2 separate regions of the Homo sapiens genome follow, and region 2 is linked to region 1. Evidence: read pairs that join two places in POLR2A ChIA-PET (ENCODE). Cell type or tissue: CD4-positive, alpha-beta T cell. All regions are shown on one strand. Links, peaks and the distances in the headings refer to the core of each region. The heading gives the core; the rest is flanking DNA.

Region 1 (6,585 bases), core at 1,130-5,129:
TGCTTTGAAAGGTTATTAATTATTAAATTTCTTTAACAGAGATAGGGCTACTTACATTGTCTATGTATTATTGTGTGAGTTTTGACAGATCATGTCTTTTAAGAAGTTTGTCTGTTTCTTCTAGGTTATCAAATTTGTGGTCATACAGTTGCTCATACTAACCTTTGTTATCCTTTTAATGTCAATGCTCTCTACAGTCTCCTCTTTCATTTCTGATATTAGTAATTTGTGTCTTCTCTGCCTTTTTCTTCATTAGCCTGGCTAAAGGTTTATTGATTTTCATGTCTTTGCAAATAACCACTTTTGGTTTAAGTGATTTTCTCTATTGATTTCTTGTTTTCAATTTCATTGATTTCCACTCTGATTTTTATTACCTTGTTTATTCCGCTCACTTTGGGTTTAATTTTCTCTTCTTTCTCTAGTTTCCTAAGGTAAAAGTGTAGATTACTGATTTTAGATTATTTCTTCTTTTCCAATATATGCATTAAATGCTATCATTTTCCCTCTAAGCACTATTTTTGCTATAGCACACAAATTTTAATAAGATGAATTTTCATTTTCACTTAGTTTAAAATATTTTAAAATTTCTCTTGAGAGTTCTTCTTTGACTCATATGTTATTTAGAATTGTGTTATTTAATTTCCACATATTTTGGGATTTTCCAGTTATATTTCTGTTATGGATTTCTAGTTGAATTTCACTTGTGGTCTGAGAGCAGACACTGTATGATTTCTATTAAGTTTGTTAAGGTGTGTATTATGGCCCAGAATGTGATCTATTTTGGTGACAATTCCATGTGAGTTTGAGAACAACGTGTACGCAGTTATGGTTAGCTGTAGTAGCCTAAAGATGTCAATTATGCTGCTGTTTCTTAAACTTCCAAGTTCCATTCTGTTCTTGGATGTATATATTTTGCTATGGGAGCCTGTCATAGATGTCACAGCAGCGGGCAAAGTGTGAAACAGGGGGCCTAAACAAATATTTTAAAAGATATGCTTATTTCCACTCAAACTCTTGAGGAATGAATGAATGGAAACAAAAATATCTTGATAGATATTAACACCCAGCACTTATTTATTTACCAGACACTATAAACATACCATCTCAATTTTATCTTCAAAAAAATGCTCATGAAGTACCTACTATTGAGGAAAGGGAGGCTCAGGAATATTAGGGAATTTGTTCATAGCTAAAAACAGGATTTGCTCATAATCTTTCCATTGGGCTACACTGTAACTTTTGGCAGATTTTATTGCAATCAGCAGAAGCTGTTGAGTGATATAATGAACACTATCAGTGTCCTGCCATATCCTATTGCCCTTCCCATTTGGTGTATGCTGCCCACCTTCTAACTGCTAGCTCTGGCAAATTCTTTGCCTGAAGACTTTCCCTGGCTAATTGGAACCCATTCTGCTTCTGCAGCAGTACAAAAGTATCCACACATGAGTGCTCTACGTCCACCCAACCAGTTGTCAACCATTGACTGAGAGGAGCTGGTACAGAAATATCCTAGCTGCTTCATTCTTTAGGTAGGATAACTCTAAGATGTGTGTTCTACACTGGCTCCAAGTGAGTTCTCTAGCAAGAATATGCTTCAGTTATCCACAATGGTAAGTAACTTGCTTGATAACAAACATTTTATTGGCTGCTTCCTTCCCTTTCTCAACTCCTCACCTTCCTATCAGTGTTTGCTAGCATTGCCGTTCAAATAAACCACTTGTATTGGATCCTTGTCTCAGAACCCACAGGAACTCAAACTAAGACAGTTGTGCTTATACCTTGCTACTAATAAGTAAAAAATTGGGGCCAGGTGCAGTGGCTTATGCCTGTAATCCCAGCATTTTGGGAGGCTGAGGTGGGTGGATAGCTTGAGCCCAGGAGTTTGAGACCAGCCTGGACAAAATGGTGATACTTCATTTCTACAAAAAACGCAAAATTAGCTGGGCATGTGGTGTGCGCCTGGAATTCCAGATACTCAGGAGGCTGAGGTGGGAGGATTGCTTGAGCCTGTAGGGCAGAGGTTGCAGTGAGCTGAGATTGTGCCACTGCACTCCAGCCTGGGTGACAGAATGACTTCCTGTCTCAATTTAAAAAAAATGAGGCTGAGTTAAGTATGATGGTTTGATTGAAAAATGGCTCCAATTTTGTACCCCTCTCTATATCCAAACCCTTTATAATGTGAGTTTGCAGCTCCTCCCACCAAGAGACAGAGTATATTTTTCCATTCCTTATATCTATATTGGCTTTGAAATTTGCTTTGGCCAACATAATGAGGTGGAAGTGACAATCTGCCAGTTTTAAGCCTAGGCGTCATGAAGTTTGGTGAGCTTCTGAACATGCTTGCTCTCTCACTCTTGCTCTTGCTTTCACTCTCTCAGAGGTCTTCCACCTGCATAAAAACAAGTCTAGGCTAGTTTCCTGGAGGCTAAAAGCACATATGGAACCAAACCCTTCAGAGGCTCTAGCCATCTGACACCAGCCAGCCCTTAGCTGACTCACCAGCTGACCACAGATACATGAATAAATCCAGCTATTCTCAGCCAAGTACAGCCCAGATCAGCAAAACAACCTAGAAAAATGAGAGACTTTGGGCAAAAATAAATGCTTATCCTGTAACCCACCGCTCTTTTCTATGCAGCACTTTTGTGGCAATAGATAACTGATGCAGGTACCGTGAGCTCTGTCGATTTCTGTTCTTTCCACTTCCTTCCTTTTGCCATAGCCTCTGCATACTCTCTGCTAGTGTTTGTAAATATATTAATATTTTCTTCTGATCACTGATTAAGCTGAAACTGCTAAGCAATGTGTAGTAGCCTCTGCCGTTAATTTTACTGCAATCTAAAGTTTCAGAAAATCTTTTTAGACCTTTCCTTCAGTTACTCTGCATATTGCATGTTGAGTAGCTAGTGTATTTTTATTAGAAATGATTATACTATAAGGAATTGTCTAAAGAGAGAGTAGAGGGCTTGAGGGAACACAGGGACCTCAGAGAACATAATGGGAAAGGACAATTCTCTCCAGAAAAAAACATTTTAAAACAGCAAAGAGAAGATGAGAGACAAGACCATGGCTCCATTTCTTCATTCTGCAAATTGTTCAGCTTCTACTTTGTTCAATGCTGAAGATTCTAGGGCGTATAAAAAGATGGTCCCTGCCTTTGAAGAACTAAGATTCTAGTAGAGGATTGTGCCCAGAACAAAAAAAAAATTAAGTAATTCTCTATGTTCTGGAAGTTTGAGAGAACATTTAGTAAATGCATGTTTCTTATTTGGGGATGATGTTAGACAATGAGAAAGTTCTTATGTGGCCTGAGGCTTCCTGGAGGGCAATGCGAAGAAGATCAAAAGCGCAAGGACTGGCAGGGTAAGGTCAGTACTAGTGGGAGGGAGGACTTGACAGAGAAGGAGCCGAGAGGGAATTCACAACCACCACCATGCTTCAGTGCATGCAGTGGAGTCCTGAGAATCTGGGAGGCTGGAGATGGCGAGGTGCATCCGGAGGGCTCCCATGCCTGCTCAGGAAGAGAAATAAAGCTTCTGTGGTTGCTGAGGGAAGTAGGTTTTATAGTCGCCCAGTAGTTCACAGATTTACAGAGAGTCTACATACTTAATGGCAATGAATGTGTCATTTGGTATTTGTGTTCATTAAACTTTTTAATAAAACTTTGGGTTAAGAGTGCTTATCTCATATTTCAGACATTCCCAGGAGTGCTTATAAAGTGGCTCGAAGTAGGAAAAATATGCCATTTGGCAATATTCCATGAAACTAATTACCATGAAGAAGTCATGGAAATTTGCACAGAAAGGCTTGCTGCAAAAATTTGAATCAATTCAGAAGATAATTTACCGAGTGTTGCCAGATTCTCATTATATCCCGTCCCTCACCTCCCGCATAGAAGCTTGAAAAGGTTCTGTCACTTTGCCTCCCTGAATTTCAACCATCTGAATTAGTCCCTTACAGTCTGACTTTTTAGGACCTCATGGAGGTCTGTATACTAACACTATGATAGAGCACGGTGTGTTTTTCTTTGCTTTTTAGAACAGACTCATTGACATGAAATACATCATCAAAGTTCCCAGTTTAGATCAAGTTCTCCGTGGTCATCTTCTGAGACACAGAAAATGGTATCATGTCAGCCACTTGAATGCCAGCTCCTTGAGGGCAATGATTTTACCAGTTCAGTTCAGCTCAATTGTATTCCCAGTGCCCGACGTATTTGTTCAATAAGTGGATAAAAGGATTAAATACCATCTCATGCCCAAGAATAACAAAGCCAGTTAAAAACAAAAACAAGAACAAAAGTGAGCACTTCTTCTCTAGGGAAATGAAAAAATAAAGCATTTCTCAATAATATATGAATTAGGGGTGTCTATATAGGAATTATTTCTATGTGGCCCAGGGTATAAAGGGGCCTTAGAATAGGCCAGGGCAAATGTCTTAGGTCTCATAATTTGAAAGTCTCTGGGCAGCTCTCTATAACTCTCGTCTCAATCATATTCTGACTATCTGCCCCTATTCAAAAGAACCATATGTGGCCCATGATGGTAGAGAGAGAGATGGCCCCCTTTCTCTGGTAGGTCTGAGCCAAGGGGATTTTGAATAACAGAAGACTGGTAGGTAGTGTTTTGAGAAAGAAAGTACTGGTCACAAAAAAAGATGATGAGGCCGGGCGCAGGGGCTCATGCCTGTAATCTCAGCACTTTGAGAGACCTAGGCCAGCGGATCACTTGAGGTCAGGAGTTTGAGACCAGTCTGGACAACATGGTGAAACTCCATCTCTACTAAAAATACAAAAATTAGCTGGGCATGGTGGTGGGTGCCTGTAATCCCAGCTTTTCAGGAGGGTGAGGTGCGAGAATTGCTTCAACCTAGGAGGTGGAGGTTACAGTGCAGTGGATGGTGCCACTGTACTCCAGCCTGGGCGACAGAGGAAGACTCCATCTCAAAAAAAACCAGGATGGGTCCCTCCCAGCTTTCTCTGTTTTGTGGTCTTCTGTCTTGATTCTTTGGTTTTATAAAATACCTTTTCTTAAAATAATGACATTATTTTTATTGTTCTTCAGATTTAATTTGGTTCTAGGTGTCTGTGAAAGATTTGTGACTTGCTGCTTTGCAAGTCACACCTGGTAAAGCATTCAGTGAGGTCCTCCCCCATACCGTCTGTGACTCCAGTCTTCACCATCATCAGCCCTGCATTGGCATGCAGAGGAAAATCATTCTGGGTAAATGATTTCTGTCGCTGAAATCTTATGAACACAATTTTCTCAGTTTCTTCTATGGAAGACAAAGATGTAGCTCTGGTATTTGATAAACATCAAAAGCATTTGGCTTAATCTTGACTTTGTCACCATGGGCTTTCTTTGAAACCAATAAGAAATGCTTTAATTGAAAACCAAGGGATGGACTGGGGCTTTTGGGCAGTACTCTGGGACTACTCATGCTTTGCTGGCATAAGGAACAGAACTAGTGTTTGTCAGTAAATGTGACCCGTTGTCTGGGGTTATCAGTCCTAGATGAGAGTCTCAGAGTTGGAAAGGACCCTAATAGTTTCAGGGTCTAACCATTCATTTTGTGCTTGTGAAATGGGCAAAGTTCCCTTGTGCCTCTCGCAGGGTGTGCTATGGTGGTATGGCTCGCTTCTTCAGTGCCCCGCTGCTCAAAACCCCTAGTGGGAGCAGGCAGACAGGCAGGTCATGGGGAGCATGGGCTCTGACCCCACAGCAGCATCTAAGGGTGAATGTTTACAGCTCCTGAAGCCCCTGTGGGCATGTTACAGTGTGCTCTTTTAGTTTTGCCATCTGTAGGTGGCTTGTGTTAATCAGCTCAGGTAGAACCTTTGCCTTATCGCAAAGACAGAGGGCTTTCTCTATCCTGGGGTTCTTGTCTTGGTGTACTGGAAAAACTGGATCACACGTGGGCTTGGAGAAGGAGTGCACGGTTTTACTGAATGATGGAAGTAGCTCTCAGCAGATGGATGGGGAGCCAGAAGGGGTATGGAGTGGGAAAGTGGTTTTCCTCTGGAGTCAGGCCGCTCCGCACCTGGACTCTCCTCCAACCGCCCCAGCCAAATGCCCCTGGGCGTCCACATTGTTCTGCCAGTTGATGGCCTGACGCGTCTGCTGGTGCCTGTTGGTGTGGTCTCCCACTCCTCTGCTCCTCTCGATGTCCAGTCGCCTGTGTGCTTGTCTGCCAGTATGTTCCTCTGGAAGTCCAGCTGCTTGTGTGTGTGCGCCCATTAGGGACTCAGGTTTTATAGGCACAGAATGGGGGGTCTGGTGGGCCAGGCTGGTCTTGGAAAATGCAATATTTGGACGCAAAAACAAGAGGGCTTGTCCTCACCTAGGTCCATGGGCACAGGCCCAAGGGTGGTGCCCTCGCCAGGGACCCCACCCTTCTCCTCCCAGCATTTCCCTGTCCCCCCTCCCATATCACTTGCATCACCACAATGACATATTGCCCATCTCTGCCTCTGTTCCTCAAGACATTCCATCTCATACAACAGAGATTGCAAACTGGCAGTCCACAGAAGAGTTTCATTTGGCATGCCTAGAATTTCAATGTTTTTAAAAAGTATTTGTTAACATT
Region 2 (6,585 bases), core at 1,245-5,244, 96 kb after region 1:
TCACCTCTTGCGCTCAGTACATTTATTATGCAAAAGTCAAAAGAAGATGGAGAAATACGTGGCAAATTGCGATGGTTTCTCTGTGATGGAATCAGAAGCAACTGGATAAAAATGGTCCTTCCAGTTTTTTGTAGCATACCTACAACATCATGAGTTCCAAAGACATGGGTATATTCGTCCCATCACTCCCAAGACTTTCTGAGCCTGTTGTGGCCAATTTAAATGACTAATTATTTAGGTGTCCTATGCCAAGTCAACATAGCAAAAATAAGAGAGTTCTGGTAATTAGTTTTACATATAAATTGTGTAGAATCAAACCAAACCATTTAGGCCTTGGAGTGACTGTTAAGAAGCTAGACTATTAACATTGATTTTCTATTCAGGATCGAAGTCATTTGTTTGTACTCTAAGGCATTGTGCTGATATTTGGCACAGCAACTCTGTTTCTAAGACATCTGCCCCCCAGGGACTTGAATTTAGCCCGAAAATGTCCTGGCAAGCAGTCTCATTGTAAGACTTACACAGAGAGAAAGAGAAGTAAGTTTGTTCCAGTGATTGTCATGAAAGACACATAAACGTCTTGATATTCTTTCTTTTACCTGTTGTAGAAAGGGGAATTGTTTGCACCTTAACTTACGACTAGAAAAACGATGTACAAATCCTGACCCACCTGGCTGCTTCAGTCCACAGGGCGGGAAGTAAGAGCCAACTGTAGAGAGATGATGGCCCCTTCTCAGGGGGACTGATGGTAATCCCTTTGAAACTGCCTCATGGGCAGAGACAAATACAACATGCAGAGGTCGTGCTACTTCTCAGGCCTGACCCTGGAGAAGGGCTCGGGTAGAAGGAGCATCCCGTGTGTCCTGCATCTGCTCCAGCAGCAGTGCGGCATCCGTACTTGGTTACCGGGTACAGCAAAATTAAAAACATCGGGCTGGGTCAAAATGGGGGAAAAAAAACCACTCGCATTAGCAAACTCTTCGTCTTTTTATGTGGTAAGGAAATCTAAGATCTAATCAGTATGCTTAATTGAAAGGCTCAGTGAGGGGGATCCTGCAGATCTTCTCCCTGCCATTAATTTGAATGCTAGCCCTCTTGCGGATGTATTGACAGAAGTGGAGGTGATGCCATTTTGAATCCTGCGGTCCCGTGGAAGGAGGCTGAAGCACTGTCACTGCAAAAGTCACTGTGCAGCCAGGTGCCTGGTGGAGCTTCCTGTGGCCTCACACCTGTTCTCCTCAAGAACTTTCAGTCTCTGCCTCTGCCCACTTGCACCTCACACTGCTCCTCCTTCTGCCGAAGGAGGAAGACTTGGCCTGCTGCTACCTCCTGACCCACAGCTTTCAGGAAGCCACATGCTTAAAACCATCTGACGATGAGGGGTTGGGGAGGGCAGAGACACAGGCTGGGGAGGGCTGGGGAGGGCTGGAGAGGTTGGAGAAAGGTTGAGAAGGTTGGGGGTTGGGGAGAAAGTGAACCCATAGAGCAACAGCAAGAACTGCCTTTAAAGAAACACCACCTAGTCTTTTCTTCTCCTTTATTTATTTTTCTAATTATTTTTGAGAAACAGGGTCTCGCTATGTTGCCCAGGCTGACTTTGAACTCCTGGGCTCAAGCAATCTTCTTGTCTCAGCCTCTCGACCAGCTGGTACTACAGGTACATGCCACCACATCCAGCTAATAATTTTGTGTAGAGATGAAAGTCTTGCTATGTTGTCCAGGCTAGCCTCAAACTCTTGGGCTCAGGCAATCCTCCTGCCTCAGCCTCCTGAGTAGCTGGGACTACAGGCATGAATTACCACGTTCAGCTTTCTTCCTCTTTATTTTTGCAATTTTGTGGAATGCTCCTACTAAGTGCTAAATTAGAATTTGCCATAATATTCATTTAGGTGCCGCTTTGGTGCACAGTACTTGCTGTTACACAGGATGAGCTTCCTTTTGTGGGAATTAAGACTTTAATAGTGTCTCCTTTGTGCTTTCACCAGTTTAATGCCAGAGCCAAGCGTAATTATAGTGCAGGCTGTTAATGGATTAGGTGGTGGCTTTTGCCGCCTTACTGTGTGCCTGTTTTCTTCCATTTGGCTTTGTGCTGGCTCCCATCATCTCCTAATTATCTGTTCCCCTCCTTGCTTGACTGCCTTAGAAGTTATAAGGGTATTATCTGAATCCAAATTAAATTTCTTTTTTCTTTAAGGAAATGAAAAAGAGAGGTTTGTTTTTTGGTTTGGTTTTGCTTTGTGTTAGGAGTAGCACACTCTATCCAGAGTAATCGAACAGGAAAGACATATAAAAGCATCTATGGTGTTCAAGCTTTATGAAGCCAAGTAAGCTCAAGTCAGCTCCAGCCTTGCTTTGGATGCAGTGGGCATATTCAGTCTCTTCTCCACCTCAGGGTATCCACCTGGAAAAAAAAAAATGAAATAATCACACTTACCAATCTCAGCATGGCAACTGGTAGATTTAACAGTGCCCTGAAAATGAGAATCCTCTATTTAATGAAGCATTTTATTCAAAGGTTCATTTGGTTAATAAAAACCCCATTTTTCACTTGTGTTTGAAGCTAGTCCATTATTCTTTCACGTGTGGTTTGAACCAGTTTCCCGTGAGCTGTGGTCGCTCCTGAGGATGGATATGAATGGCACTTATTAGGAAGGGAAGAGCTCATGAATTCAGATCATCCTTAATGCTGAAATGAGCTGTAATGAAGCCCCGAGATCAAAGTGCTTGAGGAGCAACAGCAGATGAATGGGCCACGGCGCTTGGGTCTGGGTTGCTGTAGAAAAGGATTAGGAAACTTCGCTTAAGTAGCCAGAAAGGTTTCCACAGGCTATCATGCTACGCATTTAATTGTTTATGGGATTTATGGAGGAAAGACACTTTTAACAGATATATAAATAGTCTCCCCCAGAGAAGACAGTGTTAGCAGATATTTTCCACGGGGAGAGAAAAGGCTGTAAATTAGCAGCAAGAACAGAAGCAAGGCCATTCTTAGCTCCTAGGGAGGAGGGAGAGGGAGGCCAAGGGAGGAGTGCAGACCCTGACCTAGAAAGAGGGGATGACACGGAAAGGGGAGAGGAAAATGCCACCCTTCCCTCTAACCTTCAGCGTAAGCCTAGACTCTCCTTCCAGGGAAAAGCAAATCCCACTTTTAAAAAAATACTGAACATGAAGCACAACAGAGCGCCTGAATTGCAGTGAGGGTCCCTCCCTGCCACGCTTGAGCGCAGCAAGATGCAGGGGGAATGGAAAGCAGATGCAGGGGCATAAGTGCTCCAGCGAACCACTCTCCTCCTCGAAAAGATGTCAAGGATTATTTGTGCTACCTCTCTGGAAAAAGCAGAGACATTCTCTTAAAGGATGAATGAAAGATGAGTACAAAGAGTTAATTTGAAACCAATCAAGCCCTGTGTTCGTCTACTGCTTCAGAAATCCTTCTATTTAATGATGAATTTATTTTCAAAGCAGTGCCGATCCTTTTGAGGGGAATTCCACCTCTCACAGCTGCACAATCTGCCCTGCAGTGTTGAGCTTTCTCGCCCACCTGCTCTTTGTAAAGCAGCGTGGACTTCCCAGAGCTGAGACTGTGCCAAGCCGGCTGAGCCCGCCGAAGAGCCATCGTCAGCCTCCCGCCACCAAAGTGTCAGTGAATCCACACACCACAAACCCCTGCAAAACAGGCAAAGCAACTCGGTGGAGCCGCACGACCACATGGCAAAGCCACAGGCTCCCTCTCGCCTAGCAAAAGACCCTATTGAATTTTCTATGGTTGATCTGTTAACCTAACTTGGCTTCCCCCGCTGCCCTGTTCAAAAGCAACTGCATTCAAAATATTACTTGCAAAATTTTTAAAAAACATCGCACCTGAAAAACCCTAAACAAAATTCCCATTTCATATTCCAAGTACAACTCCTGAAGAAACTGGAAGGTTTGATCTACTTTAACTGGGATGGTGCTGACATGTTTGTTTTGAAATAGCACCTAGCCACGACTTTAGAAGCTCCACTTAATAGCTTTCGGTTCCTTTCTTTCTTCTTCGTCTTTATTCAAAGACACCTAATTGTAATTTTCTGAAATTTAAATATAGTTGCTATGCATTTGGTTATCAACAAACAATTCCTAGATTAATGCAGAAACACATTTAATAGGGCAGAATGCTATCCCTTTGTTTCTTTGAGGACATCCGTAGTTCTATTAACTAGGGGGATTATAAGATCTGACACTAGGCAGTGAAAGGAACCCTGTTCCCCTCTCTGAAAAGATTTCTCCTTTGTCAAGTCGTCTGAGATCCACTAGTACTTATTTCCCTTAGTAAAATGGAAACATTGTACCAAATTACCAATTTTATAATGATGATTCATTGGAAAAATGCACAATTTGTTCTAAATGGAATTTTATAAAATGGACATTTGGCATAACTCTTCTTTTTTTCCCTCTCAACCTCAATACCTAATTTTTCACATCTTTATAGTTCTCTCAGAGTTGACCAAGAATCTCAAAATGAGCTGATAAATAATTGGTGTGCCTGCCTTGGCAGTAACAGCCATAGCAGTAGTAATGATGGACTAGAGACAGGGCACTGACTTCTATGAGGCCTCGTTGAATAAGATTTGGTATTATCACCCTAGAGCATCAAAATTCTTGTGCTGTCTTTCTATGAGTCTTTGTTAAGACTGTGAATAAGACAAAGATCACTGTTTATGCTACAGCAGCATATAATTTAGAAATCTACAAAATGCAGCTCACAAGTGTTACTCAGACAGCAATTTAAAGATTTTCAGGAAGAGAGCACGCTTCCATGAAATATACAACATGTACCTACTGAATAGACAGGGCCTGCATACCCCCAGGCATACTCGTGAGAAACTGAATTTTCAGGATTCCCCCTTTAGTTCTCATCCCACTTCCAGCCCTACTGTTGCGGTGGACTCACTAGTGATTGTCCTGTCTCCCCTGCCTGCTGCCAAGTTGGTAAACTCTACAGACACAGTGTGCTGCAGAGAACATTTCCAGACAACAAGAGAAATAGCTCCGTGGCACACTCTCACACTCTCCTTCCCTTTGCCATGCCCAGGCAAAAGCAGCCTGCTTAAGACTTAGGTTTAAGACACAAAGCAATCGCCTGGATCAATTTTCCCAAATATGTAAATATATTCTATTATTGATGCTTAATTGCTTCCTACTGAAAATCTAAAGCAGAATCAAATAGAAAGCTTATAAATTCTCATAGTGAACCTCCTCTAATTCTGTCTCATACACAGTCTATTTGTTGGAGGTGTAAATAAACAAGCCCTCTGACTCCCAGTGCAATTCCTTCATGGTGTACTGTGAACTAGGAAATCATTCTAGAAATATCAGAGCAACAGTTTGGAGTTTTGCCCCACCTCATGTGCCCCCTCCCTCTCAAACTTGTGCTATGAATTTGTTGTTGTTGTTGTTGTTGTTTTGAACAGAGTCCCTCTTTGTCACCAGGCTGCAGTGCAGTTGCGCGATCTCTACTCACTGCAACCTCCACCTCCTGGGTTCAACGATTCTCCTGTCTCAGCCTCCTGAGTAGCTGGGACTACAGGTGTGTACCACCACGCCCAGCTAATTTTTGTATTTTTAGTAGAGATGGGGTTTCACCATGTTGGCCAGGATGGTCTCCATCTCTTGACCTCGTGATCTGCCTGCCTCAGCCTCCCAAGGTGCTGGGATTATAGGTGTGAGCTGCCGTGCTCAGCCATGAATGTTTTAAAGATCTGTTTATGCGTGTTTGTCTAGACTGGATTGTCCACTGTGGTAACCTCAAAGCCTAGCACAGTGTATTTTTTGAAGTGGAATTGTGTTGCTTCCCAGCATTGCGCACCTCCCCTCCATTGCAGAGCAGCTTTGTGGTTTGTATGGGTTTGCCTACCTCTCCTCCAACTCCAAGGAGTATGATCCTGATTTCCTATCCACAGTGACTGGTTTGAAAAAGAAGGCACATGACCTAAGCTGGTTCAACAGGAGTGAAGCACAGACCTTTGTTTGCTGATTTGAGGATAAATTCTTCCAGAGGGAGGAAGAATTTCTGAGAGTGAATATGAGCTGCAAAGTAAGACAGCCATTCTTCTACCAGGAGAAAAGCCAGCCTGAAAATAAAGGTAACACCCAGAGGAGAGCCAGAGATGAGAGAACTGTAAAAAATCAGAGTCCTGATCAGACCATTCCTGAAGATTGAAATCACCCTGGACTTTCCCATTTACGCCTCCCAACAGATTATCTTTAACAGACTATCTTCAGCCACCATGAACTCAGTTTCAGTTATTTGCAATCAAAAGCTTCCAAACGAACACAAAAAATGGTTCAATAAATATTTTTAAAATGATTACATCATTACATATAATTTAGTCCACATTAAAATATAACATTATTAATCACCACATTTCTGTTACTAAAGTTTGTGTCATCAGCATGCTCTAGAACTGAATCTGAAAATCCCAGGCCAGGTGCAGTAGCTCACACTTTGGGACGCCAAGGTGGGCAGATCACCTGAGCTCAGGAGTTTGAGACCAACCTGGGAAACACGGTGAAACGCTGTCTTTACTAAAAATACAAAAATATTAG

The links. Peaks named below come from ENCODE experiments on the same cell type or tissue, not always from the same donor. Only the 100,000 strongest peaks of a DNase experiment are listed, where the experiment ranks them.
Region 2: POLR2A ChIA-PET joins it to region 1 with 5 read pairs; 2 of 35 experiments call an interaction of 5 or more read pairs at or near these places.

The regions. Positions count from the first base shown.
Region 1 is chr4:108,463,190-108,469,774 of GRCh38, reverse strand. No RefSeq gene overlaps it. Among named protein-coding and RNA genes, the nearest start is that of RPL34-DT, 150 kb to the left of the region's middle. RefSeq lists an enhancer at 2,291-2,470. In CD4-positive, alpha-beta T cell, for the core only: no CTCF peak of the experiment used is centred there; no DNase peak of the experiment used is centred there; H3K4me3 peaks cover 480 bases; H3K27ac peaks cover 404 bases.
Region 2 is chr4:108,367,543-108,374,127 of GRCh38, reverse strand. It overlaps LOC124900753 (a long non-coding RNA gene), which reads right to left. Exons shown (of 2, transcript XR_007058222.1): 2 at 1,524-2,401. Among named protein-coding and RNA genes, the nearest start is that of LEF1, 200 kb to the right of the region's middle. In CD4-positive, alpha-beta T cell, for the core only: no CTCF peak of the experiment used is centred there; a DNase peak (open chromatin) is centred at 3,547; H3K4me3 peaks cover 913 bases.